Regions from separate parts of the Homo sapiens genome. Here region 2 is linked to region 1. Evidence: chromatin loops called from intact Hi-C (ENCODE). Cell type or tissue: psoas muscle. All regions are shown on one strand. Links, peaks and the distances in the headings refer to the core of each region. The heading gives the core; the rest is flanking DNA. Region 1 overlaps HLCS (holocarboxylase synthetase). Region 2 overlaps HLCS (holocarboxylase synthetase).

Region 1 (11,940 bases), core at 2,285-10,284:
AAAATACTTCTTTGGGTGAGTATCCCACAATTTGTTTATCTTCTACTATTAACGGGCATTTGGGTTGTTTCTGGTTTGGGGCTATTATGAATCATGCTGTTATGAACCATCTGATTCTTTTGGTGAACATATGTAAGCATTTTTGTTGAGTGTATACCCAGGAGTAGAATTGCTGGGTTGTGAGGTATGCATATGTCAGCCTTAGTGGGTCCTACCTAGCAGTTTTCCAATGAGCTGTGGATGACAGCTGAGGGTCATTAGACTTTCAGGAGTGACATTCGAATTCTCTGACTTGATGTCCCCGTGTTATCAATGACAAGCATTTCTGGGATGCCAGGCCTACCCTGTGGCTGCAGAACAGAGCCCAGCCAGTTGAGGAACATAGCTCACGTCTTAGTTGCCTGTGAAGCCAGGCGTTTGCCTACTGCTTTCACAAGATTAGTTCACAAGAATCGTACGTTGCATTATCCCCATTTTACAGATGAGAAGCCTGCCTGAAGATGATAGTGTTTTGCCCAAGATGATACTGTTTCCCAGCCTAGGATTTTGACTCCCGTGCTCTTAGCCACCACGTTGTGCAGCCCTAGCCCTTGCCATCTTCACACACAGATTGAATCCTCTTGCTTTCCACAAAAGTTGCGTTATGTGGCTTCTAGATCACGTGGCAGAGGCCATCGTCCTATCCTTTACACAGACCTCACATGACCATAGCATTTTACTCTTAGAGCAGTAATAATAAATAATGTACTCGTGGTTTGGGCTATTTATTATCGCATTTCATGAACTCTGGATCTTGACACACATTGTAAATTGTCTCTACTATTCGGACAGTGGTTTAGTTTTGTTTGTTTTGTTTGAAGACAGACAAATTCCCCGAAAAGCCAAAAGAATATCCTTGGTTAACATATTTGACCCATTAAAACTTAAATATAAGCCAATTCGGTTGAAATATTTTTAGCAAATTAAGAAATACCTTTAATTTATGGCTGTAAGATGGAAAAGAACTAAATGCTTCCAAAAGGTTTTTTCACGCCTAAGTCCCTGTCGTTTTAAAATTTAAGGTCATTTTAATTTTTTAATTGAGGTATAATTTATATACTATAAAATACCCACCCCAAACAGTTTCATCTTTATATTGTTGTCCCACCCCTCTTTGAAAAAACAAAAATCCTCATGGATTTTTCTTCCACTGAAGATTACAAATTTAATCTAAAAGCAATATTGTGGCCTGGTGCTGTGGCTCACACCTGTAATCCCAGCACTTTGGGAGGCCAAGGCAGGCAGATCACCTGAGGTCAAGAGTTCAAGACCAGCCTGGCCAACATGGTGAAACCCCATCTCTACTAAAAATATAAAAATTAGCCAGGCGTGGTGGTGGGCGCCTGTAATCCCAGCTATTCGGGAGGCTGAGGCGGCAGAATCTCTTGAACCTGGGAGGCGGAGGTTGAAGTGAGCCAAGATCACGCCATTGCACTCCAGCCTGGGCAACAAGAGCAAAAAACTCCATCTCAAAAAAATTAATTAATTGAAATAAAATAAAAGCAAAATTGTAATTTAGTCTCATCATATAGGAAGATTACTTTATAATCTTTATAATGACGATATGTCACTACTTAGTTTTAAAATATGGGAGACATTTATTATTTTTGTGGCTCATGATTTCACTATAAGAGGTCCAAAAATATTTCAAAGGAAACCATTACTATAAAATTTCTTCAGATGAATCCTTTTTTAGATACCTGAATATTTTTCCATAGAGGATATTTTTGGAGTCCCCATCAATAGTTATGAAGGCAGTACTTCAACACTAAAGGTAGACTGAATTATTATTTTAAAAAAATTTTTTTAAATATTCACCTACCTTTTCTAATGATAGGTTATTTTTGTATTTAGGAATAGTAATTTTTTTAAAGCCAAGTATAAATGTTAGGCAATATGGCTATTTCATGTAGTTCTATGATTATGTAAAAATTAGCAATAAAGCTTCTACTAGGATAAGTAAAGTTACAAGATGTTACAAGCTTCTCAAAGAAATCCACACATGCTTTTCCTGTTTGTGAGCTATTTAAGGTACATCCTTAACCTTTATTATGAGTGATGGAGCCATAGTGAAGATTAGTTTGTTTATGTTTTGAAGTTTTTCTTGCTCCTTGGAAAGCACTTCCAAAATTGTGCTAACAAATTACAAGTAGGCCATTTATAAGCTACATAACACTTTTGTTATTACGTCATCTTGGCCTCCAGCGAAATAAATGTTAACGTTAGAATTTGTCATTTAAGTTCACAGGCAGCATCATGTGGCTCTCTGGAGTTTTACTTGTGTTAATGTAGTTGGGTTGGAAAATGATCTTAGGGATCCATATTTGGGTTTGAAGGTTCTTCTGTCTGAAGACATTTTGGAATTTTCAGAAACATGTGTGTAGGATATTGCCAGTGAGCTGGACCATCTTCTTAAGAACTTTTTGACTGTTGGGATGTCTTCTGTGATGTGCCTGTTAATTTCTTTTGCCTGTATTTTGTGTGTTGGCTTTGAAGTTCTTCCTTCTGGCATATATCTGGTCCCCTCTCAGGTCATCTGCTGCTATCTGCTCTCCCTCAGTCCTTTCTTCCCTGGGCTACCACCTCTCCCGTCTCCCTTCTTTCAAGAATTACACTCCATCAGTGAGCAAAGCGTACTTATGTTTATATCTAGAAAGAAAAGCAAGTTCTTGCAAAAATAGTGAGTGGTTACAGTGTGTGTGAGACATTTCAGAGTCAGGCCTCTTCCCAGGCTACCTCCTAGCATGTGACTCCAAAGAAGATGGTCAGCAGTTTCAGATTCATTTCTGAAAGTGAGCCATTCACGTTGGACTGGATCCAGTATCCACTAAACCAACACGGAGAAGTGTGTCATTTTTTCATGAAGTGGACATGCTAATGCTGTCCATTGACCTCTCGTATTTTTCAGCCGTGTGTATTTGCACAGCAATTTCATATGTGAAGCAGTGCCTGTGTTTAATCCCATTTAATCTAATTGTAGAGAACAAATGCTTAGATTGCTCTAAAGACGGGAGGTTGGTCCCTGTTAACTGTTTAAGTGATGCTCCTTTGCTGCTCCAAAAATTAGAGTAATATATCTGTGTATCTGGAATGTACGTTTCTTGGTGCTGCTGTAACAAATTCCTGCAAACTGGCAGCTTAAAACAGCTGAAAATAATTCTCTGTCGGTTCTGGAGGCCACAAGTCTGAAATCAAGGTGTCAGCAGGGCCACACTCCCTCTGGAGGCTCCAGGGGAGGCCCCGTTCCTTGCCCCTTCCAGCTTCTTGTGGCTTTAGGCATTCCTTGGCTTGTGGCTATTTCACTGCAATCTCTACCCCCGTCTTCATGTGAACTCCTCTGTGTGTGTGTGTGTCTTCTCCTTTTCTGTCTCTCTCTTTTTTTTTTTTTTTCTTTTGAGACGGAGTCTCGCTCTGTCGCCCAGGCTGGAGTGCAGTGGCGTGATCTTGGCTCACTGCAAGCTCTGCCTCCCGGGTTCACGTCATTCTCCTGCCTCAGCCTCCCGAGTAGCTGCGACTGCAGGCACCCATCACCTCTCCCGGCTAATTTTTGTATTTTTAGTAGAGACAGAGTTTCACCGTGTTGGCCAGGATGGTCTCGATCTCCTGACCTTGTGATCTGCCCGCCTCGGCCTCCCAAAGTGCTGAGATTACAGGCATGAACCACTGCACCTGGCTAAGATTGTAATTTAATTCTATTCTATCTGCAAAGACCCTTTTTCCAAGTAAGTAAACATTTACAGAATGTGGGTACTAGGAGTTGGTTGTGGGGGTGTGTGTGTGTGTGTGTGTGTGTGTGTGTGATCATTCACCCCACTGCAGAAAGAAAGAAAACTCCCATTGTGACCAGCTACCTGGTGGCAGGAAGGGCAGAAGGGCAAGAGGGCAAGGGAATGTAAGTGTCTAGTTTCCTGGGAGGGTGGAGGCTGCGTCCCAGCGTTGGGCTCCAGGTGAGCTCAGAATGTCTTCCTCTGCTGCTTTGAAATCCAGTTGCTGCCTTGGTTACACTAGTCAACCAAAAATGGGATGAAATGACCTAAAAAAAATAGTTTCTAAATATTATCCGGCTTAAAAATTGGCCTGGATTTCCCTTTTACTTAAGAAAGAGGAAAGAAAAACTTGGGAAACTTATCAAGTGTATAAATGGTCATTACCTAAGGATTATTCAGATATTGGCTTCAGGAAACATATTTATTTTGTTTTCAATGTGTATTTTGTTGCCATTTCTTCCCCTCTCCGCTGTAAGAACTTGGTTAGCTGCAGAATGCATCAGAGTATCAACAGGGGCTGGGCTGGACCGAGCCCACCCAGGCAGGAGTGGCTTTCATTACTTGGCTTGATACAATGTTCATGATTGCAGCCGACTTGCAAATTTCCCTAAAATTCACTCATTTCTTCATGTTTGACCACTGTGCATCTTACTAATCCTTATTCTTCTATGGGCCAACCTTACTAAGAAAATAATTTTTTTAAGTATAATTATATTCCTGCTGCTAATTTTGTGAGTTTGATATTAAAGAGTTATAGATAATAGTACCCACTAGATAAGTTAACATTAATTCCCTCTTGATTAATAGTATTTTCACAAGGATTTATAATTCAGACACTTTCATTCTGTTTGGACTTTTTCCTACTTGACGTGGACATGGCCAAGATGAAGTTTTTTGTGTGCTGTATTTTTAAATGTCTAAAGTAGAAAGATGATGTGTAGTTGGGGATTTCGAGTTGCCTATTAGCAGAAGTTTCTATTTAAAAGGATCCCCACTTATTAAAACTTTACAGTATAGCATATAGTTTGTATAATGCTTCAGGTTTTCACAAAACTTTTATAAATAGCTTTCTGAACAATAAGCAGGTCAGGTCCCAATACCAAGAATGTCAAATGCCATGCAGTTTTTTATTTGTTTGTTTTGTTTTTTGAGACGGACTCTTGCTCTGTTGCCCAGGCTGGAGTGCAGTGGCACAATCTTGGCTCACTGCAACCTCCGCCTCCCAGGTTCAAGCGATTCTTCTGCCTCAGCCTCCAGAGTAGCTGGGATTACAGGCACATGCCACCACGCCTGGCTAATTTTTGTATTTTTGTAGACATGGGGTTTCACCATGTTGGCCAGGCTGGTCTTGAACTCATGACCTCAGGTGATCCACCTGCCTCAGTCTCCCAAAGTGCTGGATTACAGGCGTGAACCACCGTGCCCAGCCGCCGTGCAGTTTTTATATGTTTATTGACATTCAACAGGCAATTTTGGTCCAGTTCTGACTACATGAGAAAGAAGCTTAGATCATGCCTTGACACTTACCGCCTTAAAAAAAATTCCCTGATGAGCAGTGATGGTGAGCATTTTTTCATGTGTTTTTTGGCTGCATAAATGTCTTCTTTTGAGAAGTGTCTGTTCATGTCCTTTGCCCACTTTTTGATGGGGTTGTTTGTTTTTTTCTTGTAAATTTGTTTGAGTTCATTGTAGATTCTGGATATTAGCCCTTTGTCAGATGAGTAGGTTGCGAAAATTTTCTCCCATTTTGTGGGTTGCCTGTTCACTCTGATGGTAGTTTCTTTTGCTGTGCAGGGAATTGAACAATGAGAACACATGGACACAGGAAGGGAAACATCATACTCTGGGGACTGTTGTGGGGTGGGGGGAGGGGGGAGGGATAGCATTGGGAGATATACCTAATGCTAGATGACGAGTTAGTGGGTGCAGCGCACCAGCATGTCACATGTATACATATGTAACTAACCTGCACATTGTGCACATGTACCCTAAAACTTAAAGTATAATAAAAAAAAATTCCCTCAGGATTTTCACTGTCCTGGTAAGCAAATAATCATCCTGTTGCAGCCCCAGGGTAAGTGTAGCTCTTGCTCCTGTCTTGCAGTGGGAGAGGTGACTGTGGAAGGACATCGGCCCTTACCAGTATGGAGCTGTGTAAGTGGGGCCGTGTTCCAGAATAGTTTTGTCACAGTGACTAGGAGATTTTCTCGGGGGACTTTTGTGGGACTCTGCTACGAATACAAGCAAACCGTAATAAGAATGAAGGTTCGGACGTGGCACTGGGGATAGGAGTGGGGAGAGACCATGAGCAGATTTGCATGACATTCTTGGGTAAGGTGATGTGTTAGTTGTGGGCAGGGTGGTGGTGGGGTGTAGAAGGCCACTCTAAGCCAGGGGACTCCTGGTTTGATTTTAAAAATGGGAATCAGGTCTTTGTGGGTATTAAGAACACACAAAAGGGCCCATGGAAAGAGCATCACCTCTGACATGCCCGAAGGAATGTTCTCATGTCTAAAATTGTCTAGGTCCTCCTCATTGCTCACAAAACATGACATCTTCACAGAGGCTAATTAGACTACTCCATGGCATGCCTACTGGGGACAGCTGATCCAGGGTGTGTGGCAGCATCTTACTCCTGTGACAGCTGATTCTGCCCTGGATTGGGAGAGGTGCCCAGGGCCATAAACTCGGGAGAGCAGGGAGGCTGGGTGTGGCCTGCCTGGGCCAGTGAGAGTGGAGCTCCTCCCCAGAGTCTCACAGTGAGTAGGATACTACCCTGCAGCCCAGAGCTGCTGTCTGAACTATATTTGGATTTACAGGCTAGGGAGGGACAGAGTGATAAAATTACTGCTTCCAACTGTGATCTAGAGAAATTATGACTTCATAGTCCAGCTTTGACATATGCTCTGGATTTCATCTTACTGCTAATAAAATACATTTTAGTTGTCATTTGGCTTTAATCAAGTTTTTGACCCAAAAGGTGATAGTTATGATTATTGCTTTTGCCGCCTGATTTCTGTGGGGTTTGTATAGGCATATTCGTACTGAAAAGATCCTTGGCTCCATAAAACTCTTGACATAATGTGAAATTAAAATCTTTATGACTGTATTTAGGAAAGACTAAACCATCAGTGACTTTACTGATCATCTGAATCAGACGTCTTGGAATCCCCCATTTACTTTAAATCTTAGAAGCAGTTGCCTGCTCTGCTAGAAATGGCTCTTCCCCCAGCCTGTGGCTTTTGTCCGGCCAGGACATTGGGGAATGGGTGAGATGAGGCTGAAGACCCTCACCTGGGAATCTCGAGAATCTTCTGTTCTCGAGAAGGCTTCTAACAGGTGTCAGAGTGCTTAGCCTAACTCCTGACCCCCCACACTTCCTGCTGCTCATTGCTTTCTCCAAAGAAGTTATTCTCATCTTTCAGCCTAAAAATGTATTTTTGACCTCAGAATAGGATGCCTTAGAAGTGTCTGCTGGGGCCAGGTGTGGTGGCTCATGCCTGTAATCCCAGCACTATGGGAGGCCGAGGCAGGCGGATCACGAGGTCAAGAGATTGAGACCATCCTGGCCAACATGGTGAAACCCCATCTCTACTAAAAATACAAAAATTAGCTGGGCATGCTGGCATGTGCCTGTAGTCCCAGCTACACAGGAGGCTGAGGCAGGAGACTCGCTTGAACCCAGGAGGCAGAGGTTGCAGTGAGCCAAGATCGTGCCACTGCACTCCAGCCTGGCGACAGAGTGAGACTCCGTCTCAAAAAAAAAAGTGTTTGCTGGAAGAGTCTCTTCATACACAGCCTCAATCTGTGGGACCACTGAAAGCAGCCAGACAGTGTCAGGCTCGGCCACCCCTGGGCTCAGTCACTCTTGGGATTGGCCTCTCTGGCGCTTGGCCACTCGCCCACCTGGCTACTTTCAATGCTTGGCCCATCTTGGTCACACTTGGACATGCTCATGCTGGTGCTCAGTGACATTCCCTTTTCTCCCCTCATGCACACTCCCACAGACTCCCACACACTCACAAGGAGAAAAGAAGGAAGTTCACTTCCACATTTGGAATCTGGAACCTCATTACCTCAGTGTGTAGAACTTAGGTGAGTATAGTGACTCCCAGTATTCATGAAGAGCTGCAGTGTGTCAGGGGATAAATACAGCTATCCTTCAGTATCTGTGAGGGATTGGTTCCAGGACCCCGGCGTACGCCAAAGTCCGTGCGTACTCAAGTCTGGCAGTGAGCCCTGTGGAACCCTCGCCTAGGAAAAGTCAGCCCTCTGTACATTACAGGTTTTGCGTCCCACCAATACTATATTTTCAGTCTGCGTTTGGTTGGAAAAGAATCCACGTATAAGTGGACCCATGCAGTTCCAACCTGTGTCATTCACAGGTCCACTGTACTAAATTCTAGCAAATCCTCTTCAATCCGGGCAGTTGTGTAAAGGAGAATCATCTCTTCCCAAAACTCACGTCCATAGCTCGTGAGCAAATTTTGATCGCAGGAAATATTTTCAAGCTGCAGTTGTTCCAGTAGTCATTTTAGTTGGGAATCTTTGGCTCCTTTACCACTTGCTTATGTTTGAACTTCTTCATTTTATCTGATTTATCCCTCCCTGGTTTGACTGATGCCTTATCCTCTTCTGTTTATTTGAGGTATTTCCACAACTTATTCTGCCTTTACTGAATATTAAAATCTCCATACAGAGTCAGTGTCCAAATCAAATATATATATATATATATATAATTTTTTTTTAGACAGTCTCCAACTCTCTCCCTCAGGCTGGAGTGCAGTGGCATGATCTTGGCTCACTGCAACCTCCACCTCCCAGGTTCAAGCAATTCTCCTGCTTCAGCTTCCCGAGTAGCTGGGATTACAGGTGCATGCCACTACATCTGGCTTATTTTTGTATTTTTATTAGTGGCAGGGCTTCACCATGTTGGCCAGGCTGGTCTTGAACTCCTGACCTCAAGTGATCCACCCACCTTGGCCTCCCAAAGTGCTGAGATTACAGGTGTGAGCCATTGCACCCGGCCAATCCTAGCACTTTGGGAGGCCTAGGTAGGAGGATCACTTGAGCCCAGGAGTTCAAGAACCAGCCTGGGCAACAAAGTGAGACCTCATCTCTACTAAAATTAAAAAAAAAAAAATTTAGCTAGGCATGGTGGCATGTGCCTGTAGTCCCAGCAGGTTGGGAAGCTGAGCTGGGAGGATCACTTGAGCCTGGGAAGTCAAGGCTGCTATGGACTGATTGTGCCACTGTACACCAGCCTGGGTGACCTTGCCTAAAAAAAAAAAATGGTCTTCTATTTTTGGGTGCTGTGTGGCCTCTGTCTCATGGTATTCCCTTCCTTTGCCCTTCTAGAAGCTGGAAAATAAGGAACAAGCTCTTCATTCTCCTTAGTTGTCTAAGCAGTGGAACCAAAAGTGTGGTGCTAGAGAAGGCAGCTGTGCATCTGAGGCTCCTTACAACCCTTTGAAGGTTCAGGCTGTGATGAGGGCTGCCTTTGGAGGGAACATCCTTTTTTGTACCTACCTTCAAGGACACATTTTACTGACTCTTGAATTAGCATGATATTGCTAAATGAGAGAAAGTAATTCCAAGATCATGTTTTAAAGAAAACAGTGAACAAAGAGTTAGGGAATGGCCTCCCATGTCAGAGCTGAGGCTTTGCCTTGGACTAGCTGTGTGACTTTGGGCAAGTCACTTAACCTTTCTATGCCTTATTTTCCCTATCTGTAAAGTGAAGATACTGTGAGTGTCATTGTTGTGAGTATTAAATGAGCAATGGCTGTAAAGTGAACAGAACTGTGTCTGGCATGTGCTAATCTAGCCTAGACTGTGAGTGAGGTCGGGAAGCTGGAGCCCTCTTGTACTTTACTGTTTCATTGCTCACCAGCTCCCTTCCAACCCTTAACTGAGTCTCATGTTAAAGAGAAAAGCTTCAGAGTTGTGTGATCTATATTAGAATCTTCATCGAGATTCTCTGTGCTGTGTAATTTCACCTGCTGAGATTCTGGCTATGTGCATAGTCAGGGAAATCTTTGTCTTCCTTTTCTTTCCATCCTCTTCCTCCTCATCAGCCATCTCTTCTACCTTTTTGCCCTTTCGTTAGGTTATAACTTGGAGCACATACAGCCAGAGGACACTTGCCCAGTAATAGGACAGAGGAGAGGCGCCGAGGCATATCTAGCCGCAACCCACCCGGCTGGCCTTAAAGGACCAGGCCTTCAGTATCTAATTGAACCTAAATGCCAATTTATGTGCAAGAACACATCCTTCAGGGAACTGAAAGGATTTTTTTTCCCCTTCCACCGTGGTGATGGAAAGGCTGAAAATCTGAGCTGTGAAAGCTTAGCTGTGCCCTGTGTCCTGGGCTCCTTGTCTTGTGTCTAATCAATGATCTCGATGCTATTAGCTCAGGGCAGGTCATTAGGGAGCATTTCTAGCGAAATTGCTCAGAGCCAGTGATTTAGAACCAGTTCTGAAACTGAAATATAGGAAATTGTATTTAAAAAAAATTTTAAATATATTCCCTTCTACTCATAAAGGAGACCTAACCCTAAACCACTCCATACCTAAATAGAATATTTTGTTTCCAGATGACATAGCTGCTGTGATACAATAACTTTATTTTGATTGATTTATTGTTTTAGAGTTGGAGTCTTGCTCTGTTGCCCAGGCTGAAGTGCAGTGGCATGATCTTGGCTCACTGCAACCTCCACCTCCCAGGTTCAAGTGATTCTCCTACCTCAGCCTCCTGAGTAGCTGGGACTACAGGTGCATGCCACCACACCTGGCTAATGTTTTTTGTATTTTTAGTAGAGACAGGGTTTCACCATGTTGGCCAGGCTGGTCTCGAACTCCTGACCTGTAGTGATCTGCCCACCTCGCCCTCCCAAAGTGCTGAGATTACAGGTGTGAGCCACCATGCCGGCCCAGTAACTTTATTTCTATATTCTGAGACATGTAATTTATTTCCTTCCCTTTGGCTACCCTCAAAGATTTCTATGTCTTCCCACTTCCTTGAACACTTTCAAGAGAGCTTTAAAGAAACGTTTTGCATAACTTGTCATGTCCTTATTTAGCCATATGAGAGAGTTAATTGTAATCAGGAGAACCCTACATCTCTTATTTGATTTAATATCAGGAAACAATGTTAAAAAAAATAGATTGGAGCTTCTACTTGAATAAGGCCATGGGATCACGTGTTGAGTTTATCTTCTCCCCTTCTTAAAACCCTCCGAAAAGATTATACAAAACTAATAGTTAAACATCTACAACATCAAAGGAAATAAAGGTGGTTATCAGCAGATAAGATTTAAACCGAATTTGGGGAGATGAAAAGCAGGTGGAGGATGACAATGATGAAGCTGCCTTAGGGTGATTCCTCCCTTTAAAGAAATGGAATGGCTTTCTGGGGATAACTAGGGTAGATACCTCAGAGTAAAAGCCTCCTCATCCTGGATGTAGGGATCACCTGTGTCTACCCTTTTTTTTTTTTTTTTTTTTTTTTGAGAGAGGGTCTCACTCTGTTGCCCAGGCTGGAGTACAGTGGCATCATCATGGCTCACTGCAGCCTCAACTTCCAGGGGCTTGTCCAGAGTTGTTGAGACTACAGATGTGTGCCACCATGCCCTGCTAATTTTTTAAACTTTTTTTAGAGACAAGGTTTCGGGTTTCATCATGTTGCCCAGGCTGGTCTCGAACCCCTAGGCTCAAGCGATCAGCCCACCTCAGTCTCCCAAAATGCTGGGATTACAGGCATGAACCACCGCACCTGGCCCCTGTCTCCACTTTTACTAAAGTGAAACCTGTCTATTGACAAGCCCTATGTGCTACACAGAGCTCCCTGCTGCTAAGTCTGTAGCTACAGATACAGAGAAAGATATATTCTGACAAGAAACACGGGATCTCTGAGTCTAAGAACAAAGCACGCATTCCTCGCAGAGCTTTTTAATGCTCCCGTTACCACAGGACTGGATGGGAAAAGGCTGATGTTACTCTGTGTGTTATCTTGCGAGGGCTGCTGGGACAAAGTACCACAGCCTGGGGTAGCTTCAACAACAGACATTCATTTCTCCCAGCTCTGAAGGCCAGAAGTCCAGGATAAGGTGTCAGCAGGGCTGGCTCCTTCTGA
Region 2 (11,940 bases), core at 2,727-10,726, 62 kb after region 1:
GTGGGGTAGGTGGATGGGGGAGACAAAAGAGCATCTACAAAATGGTAACTTTCTGTAAGGAAGACAAGGAAATAAGAAAATATGCATGTATCCATTCATTTGTGCAAAAAGGAACACAGGAAGAATAAACCAGAAATGAATGAGATTTTGATTTGTGGTTTACAGAAAGGAGGTGGAGTGGGAGACCTAGGTAGAAGGAATGGGTAGGGGAGTGTGACACTTCTCGGAGTATACTTGTCTGTGTACAGTTCCGACTCTGAACCAGGTTAAACAATGAAAAAGAAAGAAGGATTGGTGGGGTTTGGGTGTGGGGGTAAAATGTAATATAGAAGTACAGTTAAACCTAACCTGATTTCAGACAAATAAAATAACCACACTAAAGTAAAGGGGAAAAAAAAAAGAACAAATCCAAGGAAATGTTCAATACAATATTTGAATCTATACCCTCAGGCTAAGGGCAAAAAAAACTGTAAACAAATATTGAACTCTAGTTAGTAAGTGTGATTTCGCAGTAATATGGATCAGCACTGCTGAGACCACTTCCCCCTGTGTATTATGGCATTGAGCAAATGAATAAATAGTGTAGATAATGCAAGCCAGATTTCCCACTATTGGAGAAAGAATTTATGAATATAGAAAAGGAGGGGCTAGAATGAACCTTGTGGTATTGGATTGGATTGGAGTTTATGATGAACTTATGGTTTTCAAACTGGATGGATGGATGGGTGGTAGATGGATAGATTAGATAGAGAAAGAAGATGAGAATCTAGAGGAAGGAAGAAAGAAAGAAGGAAGGAGGGAAGGAAGGAAGGAGGGAGGGATGGATGGACGGAAGGAAATACAGTTGACCTTTGATTCATCAGGGGTATGAACTGCAGGGGTCTACTACACATGGAATTTTTTCAACCAAAGCAGATTATTCATGGGATGTGAAACCCATGTATATGGAGGCCAATTTTTTGTGTACTCAGGTTCCACAGAGCTCACTGTGGGACTTGGGAGGCAGTCTGGAACAAATCCTCCATGAATACCAAGGGACAATTGTAATGCATATATACACCCTAGACACACATGCACACATTTTCTATCTCTTTCTTAGCCCCAGTTTTTTTAAAAGACCGTTTTTCACCAAAAGGAACCAGAGCTCCTTGGAGAAATCGCTGATTCCAGGGCAGGGGCTGAGAAAGTTCAAGATGAGCCTAGAACCTCTTATGCCTGAAAGTAGAGACCTCTTATGCTGAAAGATGACTGGGACACACCAGTAAGACCCAGGAGCCAGACTGAAGGAGCATTCACTTGCCAGATATGTGGCTATTTGAGTATCAAAATAAAAAATGATAGGAAGGCATACAATCTACTGAAATAATAAGAATCTATAAGTCTACTCTGATATAAATAAATTAAAAGATAAATAATAAGTGGAGGGGAGAAGAAAAAGTTACTCCTTACAGTAGAACCTCACAAGTGAATATGGAAGAAATGATGGTTCAGAAAAATCTGTTTGGCAACCATCAAGTAAATAATTGATTCAAGGCCAGGCACGGTGGCTCACACCTGTAATCTCAGCACTTTGGGAGGCCGAGGCGGGTGAATCGCCTGAGGTCGGGAGTTAGAGACCAGCCTGGTCAACATGGAGAAACCCTGTCTGTACTAAAATACAAAAATTAGCTGGGTATGGTGGTGCACACCTGTAATCCCAGCTACTCGGGAGGCTGTGGCAGGAGAATCGCCTGAACCCAGGAGGCAGGGGTTGCAGTGAGTGGAGGCTGCACCACTGCATTCCAGCCTGGGTGATAGAGTGAGACTCTGTCTCAAAAAATAATAATAATAATTGATTCAAGCAGCCAGGCACAGTGGCTCACGCCTGTAATCCCAGCACTTTGGGAGGCAGAGGTGGGCGGATCACAAGGGCAGGAGATCAAGACCATCCTGGCTAACATGGTGAAACCCCATCTCTACTAAAAATACAAAAAAATTAGCCGGGCGTGGTGGCGGGCGCCTGTAGTCCCAGCTACTTGGGAGGCTGAGGCAGGAGAATGGTGTGAACCCGGGAGGTGGAGCTTGCAGTGAGCTGAGATCGTGCCACTGCACTCCAGCCTGGGCGACAGAGCGAGACTGTGTCTCCAAAAAAATAAAAAATAAATAAAAATAATAATTGATTCAAGCAAGAATCATTCATGGATACTAAAACTAATAGATTAAATTTCATGAGAAATAGATTTATCTCCCCATAAGTGCTTATTAATTACAAAGGCAATTTAGTGGGAAAACCCAGCACAAACCACATAACCCTGTGGGTCAAAGTTAACATCCCTGATGTCAGGAGACAGCACTGCCTGCCTCCCGATGTCAGGCCCTGAGGTCACAATATCGCTTCCATGTATTCCTGCTAGAAATGCACCCCTGAGTCTTATAACGGGGGTATCTGATTATCTAAATTGAGGGACATAGGACAAAATAACTGCCCCTGCTCTTCCAAAAATGTCTGGATCATGAAAAACAAAAAGACTAAGAAACTGAACCAGATTAAAGGAGACGAAGAAGCCGTGACAGCTCAATGCATCAGATGATCCTGGATTTGATCTTAGACCAGAAAAAAAGAGCATTATTACTAGGACAATGGACACAATTTGAATACACTCTATAGATGAGATCTGGGGTTGGCAAAGTTTGGCCCTTGGGCCGAGTCTGGCCTGCTGCCAGTTTTCGTGCCGCATGAGAGCTAAGCATGTTTTTTTACATTTTAAAGGGTCAGAAAAAATTTTAAAGAATAAAATTTATATGACACTTTGGGAAAGGCAAAACTATAGAGAGAGTAAAAATACCGGTGGTTGCCAAAGGGTTCGGGGAGGGGAAGGGATGAGGGATGAATAAGTGAAGCACAGGGGAATTTTTAGGGCAGGGAAACTGTTCTGTGTAATGCTGACATGGTGGCCACAAGATGCGATGCATTTATCAAAACCCACAGAATGTACAGCACAAAGCACGAACCCTAACAGAAGCAGTGAGCTGTGGTTAATAGTCCTATACCAAGACTGCTTCAGAAATCGTAACAAATGACCACACCACAGCAAGATGTGAATGATAAGGAAACTGTTGGGGAAGGGGACATATGGGAACTCTTTCTGCACAATTTTTCTGTAAACCTAAAGTTGCTCTAAAAAAAATAAAAAAGCCTATTAGTTAAAAGGAATATATTGTGATACACAAACATTATGTAAAATTCAAATTTTTATGTCCGTAAATGTTGAGACACAGGCATGGCTGCCTTTGCCCTCGGACGGCAGGTTTGAGCAATTGAGCACAGAAACCATACGGCTGCAGAGCCTACAGTATTTACTCTCTGACCTTTTATAGAGAATTCTGCTGACCTCTGGATTAGATAATAGTGCCATATCAGCCGGGTGCGGTGGCTCACGCCTGTAATCCCAGCACTTTGGGGGGCTGAGATGGGTGGATCACAAGGTCAGGAGTTCGAGACCAGCCCAACCAACGTGGTGAAACCCCATCTCTACTAAAAATACAAAAATTAGCCGGGCATGGTGGTGCACGCCTGTAATCCCAGCTACTCAGGAGGCTGAGGCAGGAGAATCGCTTAAACCTGGGAGGCGGAGGTTGCAGTGAGCTTAGATTGTGCCACTGCACTCTAACCTGGGTGACAGAGTGAAACTCCATCTCAAAAGAAAAAAAAAAGCATAAAATAGTGTTGTAACAAGGCTGTTGATTTCCGTGATTGTACTATAATCAGGTAAGATAAACCCTGGGTTTTAGGAAGCTACACAGACGCATATAGGAATACAGAGACATTAGGGCTGCAGCTCACTCTCAACTGGTTCAGAAAATAATGATGGATAGACAGATGGACAAAACATATATGGTAAAAAGTGAACCTTTAGGAAATCTGGGTGCTGTGTGAAGGGCATGTAGGAATGCTTTGTACTCTTCCTGTAACTTTTCTTTAAGTCTGATATTATTTCGAAGTAAAAGGTTAAAAAGAAAAAAGTATTATAGACCTTACAACCAACCAGAACATGATTTGAATTTCTGGTTTGCTTGCTATGTGGCTTTATAGCAGTGGTTTTGCCTTTCTGAGACTGTGTCCTCTTGTCTGTGAGGAAGGACTTCTTCTCAGCTTTGGAAGGCTTGGATGAGATCACGAACCTAAAATGCCACTCATAGCACAAAAAATTGGTGTGAATTCCAGGTGACCAGTTGAAACATCTACCTGGTGCCTGCAGAAACACTGTTCGCAGACATCTGCTTGCTGTGTCGTCCACGTGAGTCGGTGTCCATCCTCTGAAATAGCGGCAGCACTTCCCAGTAGCAGACCCTCTTTAGGGGCAGGTGACTTATGGTCAAGGCTGTGGACACTCTCCACCAAGAGCCGCTCCACACCCAGTTGTAGAAAAATGGACATATTTATGAGATCTGAACAGCCTGAAAAGGGGGGTGAGAAGATCTTGTGGAGGATCCGGAGACTCCTGGCGGAGGAGTGGGGACAGATAGTCTGAGTACTGGTGTGCAGTGGCGCAGTGAAGGCTCGCCGTCAGAGGCAGGGATCTGCCATCAGGGCTACCGCTGAGGTACAGCCACAGAGGTGGCTGTGGGCACCATGAATATTTCTCTCTATGCAAGCTTCTTTGCTCATCTGTAAATTCTGTAATAGCACCAGTTTAAGATAGAAGGCAGTGGATGCGCAGGCATCTAGTATTTATGGTGAAGTGTCAGGGTAAGAAACAGTGGCTTGTATTCACTTTGATTGGATAATACAGACCAACATTAGTAAATGCTTGACTTACCAAAAAGGAGCCTCATTCTGAAAGCTGAATCCACTGGGCTCCTTGGGAGCCATGAAATGATTTATTTAGCAGCAATGTGGACGCTCTTATGCTGGACGTGGGGAAGATTAGCCAAAAACGTAAGAAGGGCAGGTATGCCAGGAGCTACGGAAATGAAGCGGGTGTCTCTAACAGAGGGCCTGACCCACAGGCATCTCTCTGCTTCTGGGGAGCTCCAGTGGGAGGATTGTGATGGCTCTGCTCTTTGAACAGTCCCGATTCCCGTGTTGCCTCCTACTGAAACATTCATCCTGTTCTACACCAAGAGCGGAAAGGGGATATGATTTAAAGCATACCAACAGAGTGCATTGAGGAAAGGGCAGGCCGTAGTGTCAAATCCAGAATAGAATGGAAGAATATATCAATAAAACTGTTCTATTATCTGCCTGGGCACACCTCTGACCAACAGTGTTTCTAAGCAGTCACCTAAACAAAGTCAGCCGAAGAGCCAGTTCAACCAACTATGTGTAGCTTTGCTGAGTAGGTTCAGAGACCCTAGAACTGGAAGTGAAGATTCTGCATCCCCCATTGCTAGTGTCACTTACAAGGTTTTTAGCCCAGATAGAGATCACCTTAGTGTGTGTAGGTAGAAGTGATGAGGGATGGGTACAGAGAGGAGAGGCATCACGTATAGAATTTTTGAGGAGTCGTAAAACACACACATTTGTCCCCACCATTCCATTCCTTCCCTCTGTCTCCCTGACTTCCCTCCTTATCCCCAAGAGGAGGAGGTAAGGGGAGGCGCTGCTTGTCTTCTGGCAGCAAGAAGTTCTAGGATCGACATGACAGGGACCACTTTGCAAATTCCATCATATTTCATTTTTACTGACACTGCACAAAATGTTCCATTTTATAGGTGACTGGAGAGACTGAGAGAGATGGATTCCCTTACTCCATGTTCATATCAACACTGGGATTCGAGTCCAGATCTGTCCCGTTCCCTGTCTGAGTCTCCACTCTGCTGTGATGTTTCTAAAGTTCCTTGGGAACCTTCCTGTAGCTGCCAGGAATAATATCCCCAGGGTCCCTGGCTAGGACCCTGCAGTGTCCTGGGGCAGCCACCTCAGCTTTGTGCCGTGGACCCTGCCGCCAGTTCAGAAGTCACCTGTCAGAAGTCGGGCCTCTTCTGCCCCTGACTGTGTCCCCATGCGTTGCACAGCTGTCTCATGGGCCTCACTCCATTTTACGGTGGAGGCGTTTTTTAGCAGAAACCACTGTTCATTTCCTTTCAAAAAACAATCTTGTGCATTCCTGCCTAGAAAGTAGCTTAAAAAAAATCAATCGTATTGTTAAAGTGTGACTTTAACAAAAATGAAATATCTTGATATTTTAGCGTTTTAACTTTTTAGAAAGTGCTACTCAGATGTAATGGTTGGTTTTTACAATGTAATATGTGTTAAAAGTAGTTCTGAAATGAAGTTCGGCACTGCTTCCTTTGAACTAAGCAGAGGGCAGCAGGGTTATGAACAGTGGGAATTCATCTTCCAGTCAGCTTTTTTAAAATGAAAAATAACTTATGAACCTTCAATGTGTGACTGCCTGGGGCCCCCTTCTCCCTCTTCCTCGCCACCTCCCATTGGCTTTCTTTTTCACTCATGAGAGTGTGTGTCTCTCTGTAAGCTAAGAACAGGGTCAGAGCTGAGAAAACTGGGGGGTAAAGAAGATAGCAAAGAGAAGCACAGACTGGTGTCAGGCCAGGACCATGAGCTGAGGAAGCCCTCCAGGCCCGAGGGAGACTTCGAGGTCGCCTCACACCCACCCCATGCCAGACTGCTGCAGGGCACGATGCCTCAGACTTAGGAGGGTTTGGGGTGTGTTTTCCAGAGAAAGACTTTACAACATCTTTTAGAAAGGGAGGCCAGTCTGAGGTACAGCCCAGCTTCCAGAGGCCAGCTGCTCCCAGTGGCAGACTGCCAGCCCTCCGTGGCCTTGGCCTGTGCGGCAGGGAATGAGCCACGGGACAGGTATGGCAGCCTGGGAAAGCTGCCTGCACTTGGCCGCCCTTTCTTTGCCAATCTGTGCTGGAAAGGAGATTGCTCCACCAACTAGTGAACTGGCAGCTGCAAGCTTAATCCACTGATAGGTTGGGCTTAAATAAATCTTTTTTTAATAGGATTTATAAAATGAATGCACTACAATTATAAAAATATTGGAAAATTCAGTAAAGTATAAGAGAGAAATAAAAATCACTTGAAATCTTACCACCCAGAGATTATATAGAACAACATAAAGGAGACATTTAAATCATCATATAATTCTACTTCCACACTTCCACCTTTTTTTTTTTTTTTTTGAGATGGAGTCTTGTTCTGTCACCTGGCTGGAGTGCAGTGGGACAATCTTGGCTCACTGCAACCTCTGCCTCCCAGGTTCAAGCCATTTTCCTGCCTCAGCCTCTCGAGTAGCTGGGACTACAGGTGCGCGCCACCATGCCCAGCTAATTTCTGTATTTTTAGTGAGACAGGTTTCACTCTGTTGGCCAGGATGGTCTCGATCTCTTGACCTCGTGATCTGCCCGCCTTGGCCTCCCAAAGTGTTGGGATTACAGGCGTGAACCAACACGCCCGGCCTCTTCCACCTTCTTGAGATAACCACTGTTAATATGTGTCCTTCTTTTTTTTTTTTTTTTTTTTTGAGACAGTGTCTTGCTCTGTTGCCCAGGCTGGAGTGCAGTGGCATGATCTTTGCTCACTGCAGCCTTGAACTCCCTGCCTCAAGTGATCCTCCCATCTCAGCCTCCCAAGTAGCTGGAACCACAGGCATGTACCTCCATGCCTGGCTAAATTTTTGTATTTTTTGATAGACATGGGGTTTTGCCATGTGGCCTAAGCTGCTCTTGAACTCCTGGGCTCAAGTGATCCACCCACCTCAGCCTCCCAAAGTGCTGGGATTACAAGCATGAGCCACTGAGCCTGGCCCCTGTATTTTTCTATAAATACATATCGTATATAAAGAGAATCATTCTACGATACTGTTTTTAACCTTCTTTTTCACTTTTTAACAATATAATGTCTATAATTATATATCTACATCATTGTAAGAGCTCCAAAATAAAAAATTTTTAATTATCAGAAAAATACTTTGTAAAATATATCTGTGTTTTCTAAAAAGAGAGAAATTCTAAAAGAATATACACTTTTAATGAGAAGTGGGACTTACCTAGATGACTTATGTTCTACTTAATATTTTTCTATATTTTTCAAATATGTTCACTCCCCAAGGTAACTGCAGCTATTATTTTGGTATATTTCCTAATAATTTTTGTTTTTTTTTTTTGAGTTGGAGTCTCTATGTTGCCTAGGCTGGAGTGCAGTGGTGTGATCTCAGCTGACTGCAGCCTCCGCCCCCTGGGTTCAAGTGATTCTCCTGCCTCAATCTCCCACATAGCTGGGATTACAGGCACCCGCCACCACACCCGGCTAATTTTTTGTATTTTTAATAGAGATGGGGTTTCACCATGTTGGCCAGCTGGTCCCGAACTCCTGACCTCAAGTGATCTGCCCGTCTCGGCCTCCCAAAGTGCTGGGATTATAGGCGTGAGCCACCGCGCCCGGCCATAATTTTTAAAAGCATACTTCAAAACATGATTGGACTCACGCTGTCTGTAGGATTTTGCATCCTGATTAAATCACCTAAAAGTGTCCGGTGGTCATCTGCCCACATTACTGATGACCACATGATGGGCTTTCATGTGGGACTGCTGTGGGTTTTTTAATTCTTCAACAGTGGGCTGTTTGGATTATTTCTGATTTTTCACACTGCATCAGTAATGCTGTGGTGAACAGTTGAGCCCCTGAATTATTTTGTGTCCCTGTCTGAGTCCTCCTCAGGCTTCAATTCTGTAGAAATACAGTCCCCGGGTCAGGAAGTAAACCATGTTTAAGGCTATCACTGGGTCTGAACAGACTGGTTTCAAGAATTTCTGCTCACTTGTTAGTATCAGATAAGCTGCTCACTAGTTATAATGAAATGGGTACTGCAAATAACTATTGTTGATTGTCTTGTTTCTTTTTATTTTATTTTATATTTATTTATTTATTTATTTATTTATTTGAGACGGAGTCTCGCTCTGTCGCCCAGGCTGGAGTGCAGTGGTGCAACCTTGGCTCACTGCAATCTCTGCCTCCCGGGTTCACGCCATTCTCCTGCCTCAGCCTCCCGAGTAGCTGGGATTACAGGCACCCGCCACCATGCCCAGCTAATTTTTTTGTATTTTTAGTAGAGACGGGGTTTCACCGTGTTAGCCAGGATGGTCTTGATCTCCTGACCTCGTGATCCGCCTGCCTCGGCCTCGCAAAGTGCTGGGATTACAGGCGGGAACCACCACGCCCGGCCAATTGTCTTATTTCTTTTTAAAACGGACCTTTTGGTCTTATACTTAGAAGTTCTGTATTTATGAATAGTCAATTACAATATTATATCTAAATGTAAAAATATGCTTTTTTCCAAAAAAAATTCAAAATAAATTTTAAATCAAAAGGTTACCCAGCCTGGGCTCTACCAAACCCTGTCTCTACCAAAAAATACAAAAATTAGCCAGGTGTGGTGGTATGAACCCATAGTGGTCCCAGCTATTCAGGAAGTTGAGGTGGGAGGATCCCTTGAGCCCTGGAGGTCCAGGCTATAGTGAGTCACTGCACTCTAGCTGAGATGACAGAATAAGACCCCATCTCAAACGAAAAAAAAAAAGAAAGGTTACCCATCATATTAAAGTTTTAAAATAAAAGAAAAAAAATCTTAATATAGCCATCATTAACATTTTGTCTAATCTCCTTCCTGCCCTTTTTGAATTTTACATACTTGGAATAAAAGTATATGTAGTTTTTGGCCAGGCGTGGTGGCTTACACCTGTAATCCCAGCACTTTGGGAGGCTGAAGCAGGAGGATCGCTTGAGGCCAGGAGTTCAAGACCAGCCTGGCCAACATGATGAAACCTCGTCTCTACTAAAAATACAAAAATTTGTTGGGCATGGTGGTGCACACCTGTAATCCCAGCTATTCGGGAGGCTGAGGCAGGAGAATTGCTTAAACCTTGGAGATGGAGGTTGCAGTGACCCGAGATTCATGCCACTGCACTCTAGCCTGGGCGACAGAGTGAGACTGCATCTCAAAAAAAAAAAAAAAAAAAAAAGCATCTATAGTTTTGTATGCTGCTTTTTAATTTGACATACCAATGCAAGCCTTTCTTCCACGTTGCTATATAGTCTTCAGAACTATAATGATTTGATTACAAATTATTCCATTGACTTAATTTATCAGAATTTATTTAACCATTTGTTTATTAACAGTGAGGTTGTTTCCATATTTTTACCTTTATAACACTGTTGTGAATGTGGACTATTTTCTTAGGTTCAGATCCCCGAAGTGGATGGACTTGGTCTGAATTTACGTTTTTGTTCATTCGGATTTTTCATTAATTCATGCTGGCCTGTCTTAGGTTATTCCCAATCATTAAAGCTTAATCTTAAAGGACCATGTGACAATCAGGACAGTTCCATTGGCAGAGCCTCCGTGGCTACTGGGCTGTCCTTAGTAACCAAAGTGGTCAGGAGGCTGTCTCATTTGCAGAGTGACCCTTAGGAGGCTCCAAATGTTTCAGACTCAACACAAGAGTACAAAACAGAGCGCTTTTCCTGAGTGCCGCTTTGGTTCCACAGTGAATGCACTCGGCTGCCACTCACAGAAAGCTTTTATTCCACAACCTTTGCCAGCAAGGAAGGAAAATATACAGAAGCAGGGAGGTAATCATTATGGAACCCCCCTCCTTTTTGTTTTTCCTTTTTCTTTTTGTAAGGACATCATCCGCTAAGGATGGAAATGCATTTATGGTTTCTCCTTTCTGCTAAAGCAAACTCAAGCAGCTTCATTTTCAGAAATGCAGAATTGACAAGGTTTATAAATGCTGCTTTGTTGACTGTGAGCCATGCGGTTTGGCCCCAGAGTTATCTCAGATAGCACAAATAAATCTGGCGGCCTCCAGTTGTCTCAAACTGAGCATTAGCTCCTTCCCCGGTTGTCTCCCTCCTTGCAGAATTTCCTCTTGGCCTTCAGCACAGACTCCCTCTTCTCATTAATATGCCCTGTTAACTGCTGCCAAACCTCTAGCAGTTTAGTGCATATGTTCCCTTAATCATTTCTCTTTGTTCTAGAAGTCTGTGTTTGGTTTCTGAACCAACCTTTTTCCTGCCCCTCCCATCACTGTCCCTGGCTATAGCCCATGACTGTCTACCGTCTACATGTTTATTTACAGAACATCCTAGATTGCTTTTGCGATCTGCTCACAACACGCTAAATCATCCCCTCGGCCCCTGCCCCATCACCTCGAGAGCCCTGGGCCTTAGGAAGCCAGGTGGAGGGTTGCTGGACCCTCTAGAAAACAGAGGTGCCTGAAAGACAATGTTAACTCCCTGCACAGACAAAGACTCCTTCTTAGATTTTCTGCTGGTCCAACACAAGAAAAGGACGCTTTCTTCTTGGACCCAGTGGCATACAGCACACTCGATCTCAATGAGTTATTCATGGCGTCCAAGAGAAATACTTCTGAGCTGTATTTCATGTGAGATGGAGTGGGCCTGGCACATGGGCGGCGAGGCCAGCCTGCTCGCCGAAAGCGTCCTGTGCCTGTTCCAGCAGCCGTGTGGGAAGACAGCTATCTCAGCAGCTGAGCCCCTGCCCTGTGTGTCCTGAGGTCTTTTTAACACGTGAAGGGTCTTCTGGGCTCCTTCTGTCCCAACTGAGGCCTGCATGCGCCGTCAGACGGAGCTCTGTGAGCCATGGGTGCACAGTGGACACAGTGTTGTTTCTCTCTGCTTTTAAGTATTTTTCTTCTCTTACCGAGTTCCAGCCATTTGTAAAGTTCCACCCAGTTTCTGTAGCTGGGAGGGGAGGATGATAAGCTTCTCAGCGTGGTCTTTCTCTAGCGCTCCTTTGTCCTCAGCAGGACCACTGTGGAAGCCTGGAGACTTATTATTAGAAACTTTATGTTATTACAAAATGCCATCCCTTCCGCATCCCTGTCCTGGCTGCTCCCCTCCTTCCAAGAAAGAAAAGAAAAGAAAAAAATCAAAGAGGCCCCCTCATCTGCACTGACAAAGTGGCCAAA

Evidence for each region. Peaks named below come from ENCODE experiments on the same cell type or tissue, not always from the same donor. Only the 100,000 strongest peaks of a DNase experiment are listed, where the experiment ranks them.
Region 2: it touches region 1 in a loop (2.0-fold over the local background); 7 of 110 quality-filtered maps call a loop at or near these places.

The regions. Positions count from the first base shown.
Region 1 is chr21:36,830,198-36,842,137 of GRCh38, reverse strand. The region is part of intron 6 of HLCS (holocarboxylase synthetase); the gene reads left to right. Among named protein-coding and RNA genes, the nearest start is that of HLCS-AS1, 130 kb to the left of the region's middle. In psoas muscle, for the core only: no CTCF peak of the experiment used is centred there; a DNase peak (open chromatin) is centred at 6,497; H3K4me3 peaks cover 426 bases; H3K27ac peaks cover 1,674 bases.
Region 2 is chr21:36,768,171-36,780,110 of GRCh38, reverse strand. All of the region lies in intron 6 of HLCS (holocarboxylase synthetase), which reads left to right. It overlaps LOC105369305 (a long non-coding RNA gene), which reads right to left and starts at 2,224. Exons shown (of 2, transcript XR_937700.3): 1 at 1-2,224. In psoas muscle, for the core only: no CTCF peak of the experiment used is centred there; a DNase peak (open chromatin) is centred at 6,770; H3K27ac peaks cover 718 bases.